Linked DNA regions of Mus musculus: region 1 is linked to region 2. Evidence: chromatin loops called from intact Hi-C (ENCODE). Cell type or tissue: heart. All regions are shown on one strand. Each heading gives the region's core, and the rest is flanking DNA. Links, peaks and the distances in the headings are about the cores only.

The links. A loop is a pair of places that touch in the nucleus more often than their neighbours do. Peaks named below come from ENCODE experiments on the same cell type or tissue, not always from the same donor. Only the 100,000 strongest peaks of a DNase experiment are listed, where the experiment ranks them.
Region 1: a loop joins it to region 2, with 5 times the contacts of the local background. A loop is called at or near these places in 2 of 42 quality-filtered maps.

The regions. Positions count from the first base shown.
Region 1 is chr2:106,971,266-106,976,646 of GRCm38, reverse strand. Arl14ep (ADP-ribosylation factor-like 14 effector protein) reads left to right here and starts at 2,250. Exons shown (of 5, transcript NM_001025102.2): 1 at 2,250-2,375. In heart, for the core only: no CTCF peak of the experiment used is centred there; a DNase peak (open chromatin) is centred at 2,216; H3K4me3 peaks cover 1,690 bases; H3K27ac peaks cover 1,481 bases.
Region 2 is chr2:106,000,382-106,005,762 of GRCm38, reverse strand. It overlaps Dnajc24 (DnaJ heat shock protein family (Hsp40) member C24), which reads left to right and starts at 2,214. Exons shown (of 5, transcript NM_026992.3): 1 at 2,214-2,669; 2 at 3,688-3,834. The coding sequence starts at 3,727. In heart, for the core only: no CTCF peak of the experiment used is centred there; a DNase peak (open chromatin) is centred at 2,482; H3K4me3 peaks cover 1,673 bases; H3K27ac peaks cover 1,189 bases.

The DNA of each region.
Region 1 (5,381 bases), core at 172-5,171, 970 kb before region 2:
GCTTGTGGGATGTTTTAAATTTAGGATATGAGTAAGCGTGCACTTTGTGAAACATAGGCAGAATTGTGTTAAATATATGTAGTAAGTTAGTAAACTATAAGGCATGCCAAAGTTAAAATAAATAGAAAATATGGTGGAACAGAGGGTCACTTGCAGTCAAAATCAGACGAGAAAAACTGTTATCATGATATATCTAAAGTGACAATTTTGTCAGCCCTAATTCAGTCACATTTTTGGAGACATCTAAAATAACCTCATACGTTGCCTACCCAGTACTAGGTATGAGTTGCTGTTCTTCAAGTTGTTGGCTGGGGTGGGGGGTGGGGGTGTCTTATAGACTTCCAAATGACACAGCTGTTTGGAATCCAGGGTGGAGTGAAACCATTGAATTAGACCACTCCACACAAAGAAGGGCTTACTGGTGACCAAGCTATCAAGACTACTGGGGAATAAGGGGAGCAACTGAAGGGCATCTTTGAGCTGATGTAGGCCGCTCACATTGGCTGAGAACTAGATACCTTGCCCAAGGTAGTTGTCATTCAGGGCAGGGTAAAGGAGGCTCCTGAAAGATTAAGGGAGGTTCCTGCCTTTAGGCTTCTAAGTACCTAGCCAGGGTCCTTCTGTTTAGGACACTGTCACCAGCACCACTATTTCAAGGGGCCACTTTGGACCTAACAGAGAGGACCCCACGAAATCCCACTCTTCTGAGGAGCTTTTGATGTTTGATGCCTATTGGTGAAGAGAGTCAATTTTCTTCAGGGATGCATTTCCTGATTTTCTTTCATGGATAGCCTCACATAGCAAATACTGACAGCAATGAATGGACTCTGGGTTTTTAAAAAACAAGCAAACGAAAACAAAACCCAATATACCTGCCTTTACGTGAGAGAAGGTAGAAGGGAGTGGAATCTCTGCCTAGCTGTAGGCATGCCCTAGTCTCTTCCCTTAAGGTCTAATCCAATGGGGCAGGTCAGGGTCTGGCTGGGAGACATCTACTAGGAAGGTAGGTTCAGCTTAAGAGCAAGTTTTCCCTTCCCAGACTCCTTCCAATGCCCCATTCAGTCCTAAGAGCAGAGCCTTGGTTAGGTTTGGCTGACCTCAATGGGTCTGACCTGCTTTCTGAGGCACGACAAAAAAACTGTGTAACTATTTATTGTTCCATCTTTTTCCTTCAGGTGCTGGCCAGAGCTCTCTAACTTAGCATTAGACTTCCTCCTCTTTGCGGAAGTTCCACCTCTCACCCCAAGGCTGTCTGCCACTGAGGCCGGTCATATTTATACTCTACATCTTCCTCTTTGGGACAACTTAAAGATTAACAAATTGCCTGCTCTTGGGTTTTCTTTTTAAAATTCTAATAAGTTGTCCTTGAGTTGTTCTGTTTTAGTTTATTCTTTTATTAATAAAACTAAGATCCCCAGGAAGGAACCCAAATTCCTAGGTTATCATATGTTGACTCTGCAGGGACACCCAAAAATTTCAGGTAATGCTGTCCTCCTTTTTAATCCTTGAGCTGACAAAGAGAACCGAACCCAGTCCTGCACTTCTAGATGACATCACTGGAGGTGGAGTTGATCCAAACACACCATATGTGTCAAATTCTCAAAACCAAGAAAACGTTATATTCATAGCCGCGTGGACTACCTATAGAGTTCTAGGGTCCAGCCTCAACTACCTGGCTGCAACCTTGTCCCAAAATTAAAACAAAAACTCACGCACCTCAAAACAACAATGATTACACCTCTTCTCTCCACCCCCAAAATGTAAAGGTTAATTTCCTGTGGTGTACCTTTTACTCAAAGATCTAGACTTTTTTTTTTTTTTTACAATATATAATAGAGAGAGCGTTTTAGAATATGTTTAGTTGGAATGGATCAAAAAATAAAATGTGAGACTTTAAATAAAAGGTCCATTCCTTGAGTTGCATTTAACTCTCCTCCAGGATTAGGGCTATCTAGGTGCGTTTGTTTGGTGTCCTGCACAGAACAGATTTGCAAACGAAGTAAAGGAAACCTGTGTTTGCTAAGGGCCTCCAAGAGCCTCCCAATTCCCCAACCTCAGGAGAGGATACAAGTTCCCCAAGGCGGGCGAGCAACTGAAGCAACTCTTGCGTTGGATTGAGTCATCCCCCCTTGTCCCCCGCACCCAGCCCTTCCTCCTCCGGAGGCCTCCGGGCTGGCTTCCGCTCTAGGCTCCTCCTGGTTCCTCTCCATGGTACAAGCGGTCTCTCTAGCCGCCCTCGCCGTCCTCTCGGTTTCTGCGCGGGGCCGGCGGTGGTGTGGAAAGCCGAGCTTGGCCTGTGCAGAGACGGTGCTTCCGGAGCCCAGCGGAGACCCGTGGCAGCTCAGGTGGACCGGGCCGGGTCGGGCCGTAGGGCTGTGAGTGGACTCTACCGATGGCACTTGAATGTGGGAGGCCGCGGTGAACCGGGAGGAGTGTTGGGAGGGGAGGCTTGTACGGCGGAAGGGGCTTGTAGCAGCCTGGCACCCGGCTCTACCCTGCACACAGTAGGTCCGCCACTGCATCAGATTGCAGGGTTTTATTTGAACCAGGGCCTCGCCACTGCTGAGCTTCATCCTCAGCTTCTTTGTGAGGACTCACTCGTGCCAAATGTCCTAAACTACCCTCCAACTCATCAAGCCCCTCCTGAGTAGCTCAGATTACAGAAACGAGTAACCAGGCCTGGGGCTTTTAAGTTTTGTTGTTTTGTTTTGTTTTTTGAGACAGTTTCTCTGTGTAGTCTTGGCTGACTTGGAATTCTCTATGTGGACGAGGCTAACCTAGAACTCACAGAGATCCGCCTGCCTCTGCCTCCCAAGTCTAACTTTAAAAACATTTTGTTTTATTACTTTATTTTGTATGGATGGATGTCTTGCCAGTATGTATGTGCCAGCAGTGCGTGGCTGGAGCCCCGACAGATCAGAACAGGGCGTCGGATTACCTTGAAACTGGAGTTACAGGATAGTCTGAGCCACCGGCGTGGGTGCTGGGAATTAACTTGGGTCTTCTGGAACCATCTCTCCAGACCGTCTTTAAAATTCACAATCTTCGCAGTTCTAACCGTGTGATATTTAGTTACGCACTTTGGTGGGTTGAGGGTTTCATTTGTTTCGTTTTGTTTTAAATTTTTTTCTACCCTAGTGCTGTTGATTATGTCTGATGAGTTGAGGCATTGGCAGAGAGTAGGGGCATTAATGAGTGAATCCCACGCGGGGTTGTGGTGGGGATCATTGCAGAGAAGTGGGATCCGATCACATCGATTTCAAGGAGAGTCTGCCATTTGGGACTCTAGGAATTTCTGACCTTGTGTTTATTCAAAAAATTTCTAAAGAGTAAAGTGTCAGAATTTGCTAATTAGAGAAGCCTTGGCTGTTGAGGGAATCCGGTAGTGCCTTGCCTTTGGAGCTTTGCATATAATGCACTAACAAGTAGCAGAGTATGGTGTTGCTGTAAAGCAGAAAGACTGGAAGTTTACTCTTTTACATAGGTTGATGGAAACCTCCGAGGTGAAGGAGGAATTAGTGATGCTTGAAGAATTGATACGAACAAGTGGGGTATACAGATGACTGGATCCCATGGTGGCTGGAGAATATGTGACCCCCGAGCCACCATACTCTGAGGAGGTTTTGCTGACTTGACCTGTGATTGGCCAAACTTGGTGGGCCTAGAGACAATGTAACTTAAAATTGGATTAAGAAATATTTTGTAGCCCGGCATGGTGGCGTAATCCCAGCACTCGGGAGGCAGTGGCAGGTGGAGTTCAAGGCCAGCCTGGTCTACAAAGTGAGTTCCAGGACAGCCAGGGCTATACAAGAGAAACCCTGTCTCAGGAAAAAAAAAAAAGAAGAAGAAGAAGAAGAAGAAGAAGAAGAACAACCTGGAGTAGGTCATTTAGTTAAATCCTTGTCAGAGTTATTTTTTGCTGTTTGGAAAACAAAATAGATGCATAGACAATGCCACACATCTATGAAGGGCCTGCAGACCCACTGATCCATTCAGGCATTAAAGTATAGTGCTTTTGGTGTTAATATTTGTCATTAAGAACGTCTAACTGGCCAACAAGCCCCAGGGACCCTCCTGCCTCCGTTTTACCAACACTGGGATTACATTTGGGCACCAGAGCACTTGGCTTGTTTGCTTTTGCAGGTTCAATGCCTGGGTCCCTACACTTGTGTGGCAATGGCAAGCAATGTACTGACTGAGCCATCCTGTCTGTTGCCAACAGTCTTGTCTAGGAAAGAAACTCCATCCCTCCCGTAGGAAATTTAAACTGAGCAGTTCCTGTAAGTTGTTCTTCAGGAAATCTATTTTAACTCAAATAAGAAGAGCTAGAACCAAAGAAGGCTTTGCTTCCTAAAAGGCTCTGAAAATGGAGGTGCCAAATTTAGCAGATAAAAAGAAAGATACCGGGGCTGGTGAGATGGCTCAGTGGGTAAGAGCACCCGACTGCTCTTCCGAAGGTCAGGAGTTCAAATCCCAGCAACCACATGGTGGCTCACAACCATCCGTAACGAGATCTGATTCCCTCTTCTGGAGTGTCTGAAGACAGCTACAGTGTACTTACATATAATAAATAAATAAATCTTTAAAAAAAAAAAAAAAAAAAAAAAAGAAAGATACCTGACTGTGCACTTAGATATGAATTTCAGACAGATGGGATTAACCTTTTAGCAATATGTAGGACATAACTGATAAAAGCACAAATATGCAGATTTAGCTAATAATTCTGTATCTGGCAACAACTGTTGAAAATTCTCCTTTAACCATGACTCCAAAGAGATCCTTACTTTAAAAAACAAAAAAAACAAAAAAAATGCAGTGACTGGGACTGAAGAGATGGGCCAGCAGTTACAAGCGCTGGCTGCTTTTCCCAAAGACCTGGGTTGAACCCAGCACCTACATAGCAGCTAACAACTGGAACTCCGGTTCCATGGCATCTGATGCTCCACTTTCTAGCCCTGCAGCCATGTAGGACACAGACATTCGTGTATGTAAAGCAACTATACACGATTTGCTTTTTCGGTTGGTTGGTTCGTTTCAAATGCAGTGATTAGATGGACAGTTTAATTTTCTACAATTGACCCATCAAAAATTATAGTACTTTAAGGACTTGGATTTCTAAACATAAACTTCCTGAGTTCTAAGATGACCTTTCCCCCTCTTTTGAGACAGTTTCTAGCCCAGGCTGGCCTCCAGGGAGGGAGCTGAGGAAGACCTTGAGTTTCTTTTTTTTTTCTTTTTTTCTTTTTTTTTTTTTTTTTTTTTTTTGATTTTTCGAGACAGGGTATCTCTTTATAGCCCTGGCTGTCCTGGCTGTCCTGGAACTCACTCTGTAGACCAGCCTGGCCTCGAACTCAGAAATCCGCCTGCCTCTGCCTCCCGAG
Region 2 (5,381 bases), core at 172-5,171:
CCATATATAAGATACTGTACTTCTTAATAAGATTGACTGGTATAAGACATAGTTTGTGCAAGACCTCCTGACATCAGATTTCCTACCCTTTTAATCTTCTCATCCCCTAGTCCACTAGGCCTTGGGTCTCTGTCCCTGGAGTATGACCTTGTCCAGATTAGAAACCCATCACTCAAACTTGAAATGTGAAGCAAGTCAGCTTCCAGTGCTTAGCTTGTCAAATAAGAAAGGTTTCTTCCTCCAGAAGGCTGGCAATTCCACGGGGGAAACAGTTTCAATACATACCTCTAGAGACAATAATACATCACGGAATTGGAAGATTACAAATGAGTATTTTATACAACTTGCCATAGAAGTTGAAAGAAGTACTGTCTAATGATTCAACTACTATAGAAGGTAAATTAATGCCAGAATAAAATGCTAGGACTTTAGGAGGCAGATATAACTCAGAACGTAAAACAAGTGCTACCAATTCTGACAAGCTGAGTTCAGTCCTCAGGTCCCACATGGTAGAAGGAGAAAGCTGATGCCCATAAGTTGTACTCTGACCTCTAGCACATTCTGTGGCATACCCACACATAGAAATGCATGGACAGTAAAAATCAATGCAATTGGAAAAGAGTTATGACTTCATTCTCTAAACCTGCTTTGCTCAATGTTGTAGCTATTAATGATATGAGGCTATTGAAACTGAAAATAGGTAGTCCAGACTGAGAGGTGCTAATTTACATTATTCCATTTTATAATGAAACTATTCTGGATGTCAAATATAATATTTTCAAAGTCTCACATAGAGCTTGAATTTGGGGTTTGCTATATTTCTATTGAATGATGTTGTTCTAAAATGGAAATTAATGATTAGTGATCCATGTCAGAGCCATCTTGAGGAGTTTATTCAAATGTTAATTATTTGGATTATAAGACAAGCCATCTGTTTTTTTTTTCAATGAACTAAACACAACAACAGCAATAAGTTGTTTGTGAAGAAGTGAGTTTTACCAAATATATTTTCAGAAACAGAACCACCAGACTCAATGTTTCAAGTGTCTGAATACATACCCAAGCAAACCACCGATAAGACATCTTTGAAACAGAGAAAGTTAAAGAGAATGTATTTATTGGATGATATCAATTAAATATTGACAGCTTAGGTTGACCAAGGACACCTTGGAGATAAAGCAAAAAGTTCATCTCATTTAGTGCACAATGCTAGAATTCTTGGAGATGAGAATGAAAAGCATTTGTGAGTTCATATGAAAAAACATCAAACAAACTGGCTAAAGAAAATAAATTACACAATAACCTGATGGAATAGTATATCAAAACTTTTGTTCTCAAAATTGGACTTCTTGAACATATTTCTGTATACAGACAAGGGTCAAGAAGGATTATTTGAGGGCTAGGTAAGGTATATGGGGGCTTTCTTATAATATTGTACAGGGAGAGATTCACAATACTCACTATGCATTTTGGTAGGCTCACACACATAGTTTTCTAAGCCCAGGAATGAAGCTAGATCCTGCCACTGTATAATGGTCTTTGCTTTAAACATGACAAAATCTATCCATTGGAGAACCCAATCTGTGCTTTTATATTTAGATTTTAAAGTCAACTGTATCATTCTGCAGTTTTTCCTTACGTCATGCAATGCTCATTACAGTAAATAATTTATCCTATTAGAATATTTCCTACCTAATTTTATCTTTGGTGCTTCTTGAATTGATATTTGGAAGAAATAAGACAAAAGGGAAAGTACATCTAAGAAAGTAGCAACACCAAAACTACTTTGTATTGCCAAGGGAGATCATATTAAGGTCTCAAAACTAAGATGATTCTCATCTCCAGATACAATGGGGGGGGGGGGGGGAGAGAGAGAGAGAGAGAGAGAGAGAGAGAGAGAGAGAGAGACAGAACACAACAGCACAGTTCATTCTGTTAAGAACGCTGTTTCTACACCTGGATAATTATATACCCGGCCTTTGTCCTTGATTTGTTTCCTCATCTACAAAATAGTTCTAGCAACATCTTCCGCAGCTGTCTCACTGGGATGAAGCGAAAGCGACAAAGAGATAGAAAATGGGAAAGGATTTGCAGTTAAAAAATATTTTAAGTCAGTTGTTCAGGTTTAACGGAAATTATTAGGCATAATTTGTTAGCCATCCTCATCCTTATCACCAACTGCCCGTCCCCAGTATAAACAAATAGGACCGGAGTTGCTCAAGGTAAAGTAAGAGGAACCTAGGATGAAGGTGCACCTTAGGAGATGTAGAGGGATGCAACAATCGTGGTGTCGGGGCAAAGGAAGAATTAGAGCAAATTGAGGAAAGGCATTTCTCTGCGTACCTCTCACTGTTGACAAAACCTCAGAAATCCCGACGCGTTACCATAGCGGCCGCGTCTGGACTGGAGGCGGGGCCTTTCAGTAATGTGCACCAACAACTAGGGCGCGACTGGAAACGTACTCCCGCTGTACTCCAACTTCCGGCGGAAAAGAAAGTGGGTTCCGCTTTCCGTCCGGCTGCCGCAGCAAGTGGACTCCTGCTCCAAAGTGAAGCGCCATAAGTCTGACGCTGTGTGGAGCCAGGGGAAGGCATCAGCAGGGACAGCCTCGGTGGGGCGGACGCCTGCCTGTGGACGCCGCGTGTCCGCCAAGCTGCGGCTGCTTCAGGGTGAGTTGGTTTCTAAAGTCTGGAGGACTGTGGCATCCTGGAGTGCATAGCTTCGGGAGCAACGTCTTTATGGGCTGTGAGGATCTTTGCCCCAGCAAGAGGACTCCCCTTTCCCCGAGCCCGTGCGGTGCTGTCATTTTGTGCGTCTTTATTTTTACTCTAGAAGAAAGAAGCGAACCAGGGAAATTCAGGAACTATGTATGTCCTTAACATTTCTTTGGTATTCCATTCCTTTTATCTGTTCGTTTCATACATACTTATTAAGCTCCTGTGTGTTTAGTGAGCACCTGTATGCCAGTTTTGCCATTAGATAAGAAATACCTTTTTAAAATTTTAATTAGGTATTTTCTTCATTTACATTTCCAATGCTATCCCCAAAGTTCCCCATACCCCTCTCCCCCCCCACACACACTCTCCTACCCACCCACTCCCACTTCTTGGCTCTAGCGTTCCCCTGTACAAAGTTTGCAAGACCAATGGGCCCTCTCTTTCCACTGATGGCCGACTAGGCCATCTTCTGATACATATGCAGCTAGAGACAAGAGCTTCGGGGGGTACTGATTAGTTCATATTGTTGTTTCACCTATAGGGTTGCAGACCCCTTTAGCTCCTTGGGTACTTTCTCTAGCTCCTCCATTGGGGGCCCTGTGATCCATCCAATAGCTGACTGTGAGCATCCACTTCTGTGTGACAGCTATATCAGGGTCCTTTCAGCAAAGTCTTGCTAGTGTATGCAATGGTGTCAGCGCTTCTTAGAAGCCTATCCATCACCCAGGCTCATTATCAATTTCTTTTTATAACATTGTAAATTTATTTAGGTGATATGCATATTCCATGAAATATTTAATAGGTTTTCAGTATCTTTATATCCTTGTATCCTTGTACATGGCATTTATGGGACATTTAAAATGGAAATATAGACTTTCTTGGGCTTGCAATTTACTCAAGTAGTAAGGAATCTAGGAGGAATATTTCTTTATTCTGGTTGTAATGAATTGCTGTAACATTTCTGCTGCAGGTCATCAGAGAAGGCTCCCTTCTAGGTCAAAGGACGCTGATGGCTTTGGAGCAGACACTCAAAAAGGATTGGTACAGCATTCTGGGTGCAGACCCATCTGCAAATATGTCAGACCTAAAACAAAAATATCAGAAACTCATATTACTGGTAAGTCTTTTCAGATTTGAAATCATGGTGGGGAAAACAGTTTTTTTTGTTTTTCAGTGCGACCAGAAATTTAAGCTTCAAAACATTTCCATCAATAGGAATCTAGATATTTGTTTGTTCATTTGAACATTTTTGTAGTAGAGGAAAAGGATTTTGACTAGGTGTGGGATAGCATGGTAGTGACTGAGTTAGAATCCCCTGACTCTCTCACTCTCAGAACCTGGATTACTTTTCTCTATTCGTCTCAGATAATTTTGACTGAAATAATCCATGTTGGGTCTCTAAAACCGTTTTTACTTAATAAGTGTTGAAATCCACTGTCCACGACCATACTAGTGAGCACTTGAAATGTGTAATATTCTATGTGTAAAATTGTAGGCCGGGGCCTAGCAAACACATAAGTAGATGCTCACAGTCAGCTATTGGATAGAGCACAGGGCCCCCAATGGAGGAGCTAGAGAAAGTATCCAAGGAGCTAAAGAGATCTGCAACCCTGTAGGTGCAACAACATTATGAACTAACCAGTACCCCGGAGCTCTTGACTCTAGCTGCATATGTATCAAAAGATGGCCTAGTAGGCCATCACTGGAAAGAGAGGCCCATTAGACATGCAAACTTTATATGCCCCAGTACAGGGGAATGCCAGGGCCAAAAAATGGGAATGGGTAGGTAGGGAAGTGGGGGGGAGGGTATGGGGGACTTTTGGGATAGCATTCTAAATGTAATTGAGGAAAATACGTAATAATAAAAAATATTAAAAAAAAAAAGAAAAGTTGTAATGTGTTATATAGACTGTTCTCTGGATTTTGATAATTTGGTAAAACTAAGAACATAGAAATTAAAATTTTTTACACTGATTATATATTAGAATGATAATACTTTTTATGTTCTGGCTGATGAACAGAATGCATGTGCCTGTTTTACAGTAATATTAAAATTTTAAGTAATATATTTAGTCTTTGAGAGCTTCATACAATTTTGATCATCTCTATTTCCCTTATCCCGGATATAATTCCACCTCCCTTACCAACCCAAATTTGAGTTCCCTTCCCTACTTCCCCAACCCACTGAGTCCAGTTTGTGTTGCCCAGATACTCTTGGGTGTGTGGACTGCCCTCATGTGTGGTCCACCTGCTAAGAGTCAGACCTTCAAAGAAAACTGACATTTCTGACTGCAGTTATCAGATGCCAGTATCTCCTCAGGTAGAGGTGGGACTTTGTGCTCATCTCTTCCCGTCCATTCTGGCATTTATAATATCAAAATGTTTTTAATATTGCTTGTGTTTAACATGTATGTGCAGCATTTATTTAATAGTCTAGATTATAGTTCTGTTGTATAGTGATAATATAAGCCTTTAGAAAATGTTTTTCAGTGATAATTATTGTGGTATATAAATTATCTAGAACTTTTTAATTGCTTGCATTAATGTATCCAGCGATACTATGATGTTCCTAAGACAGGATCAGTTACCTTGTAATAGTCTCCACTTACTTCACTTTACAAAGAAAAGATAAAGAATCAATATTTGCACAGCATTGTTGGTCTA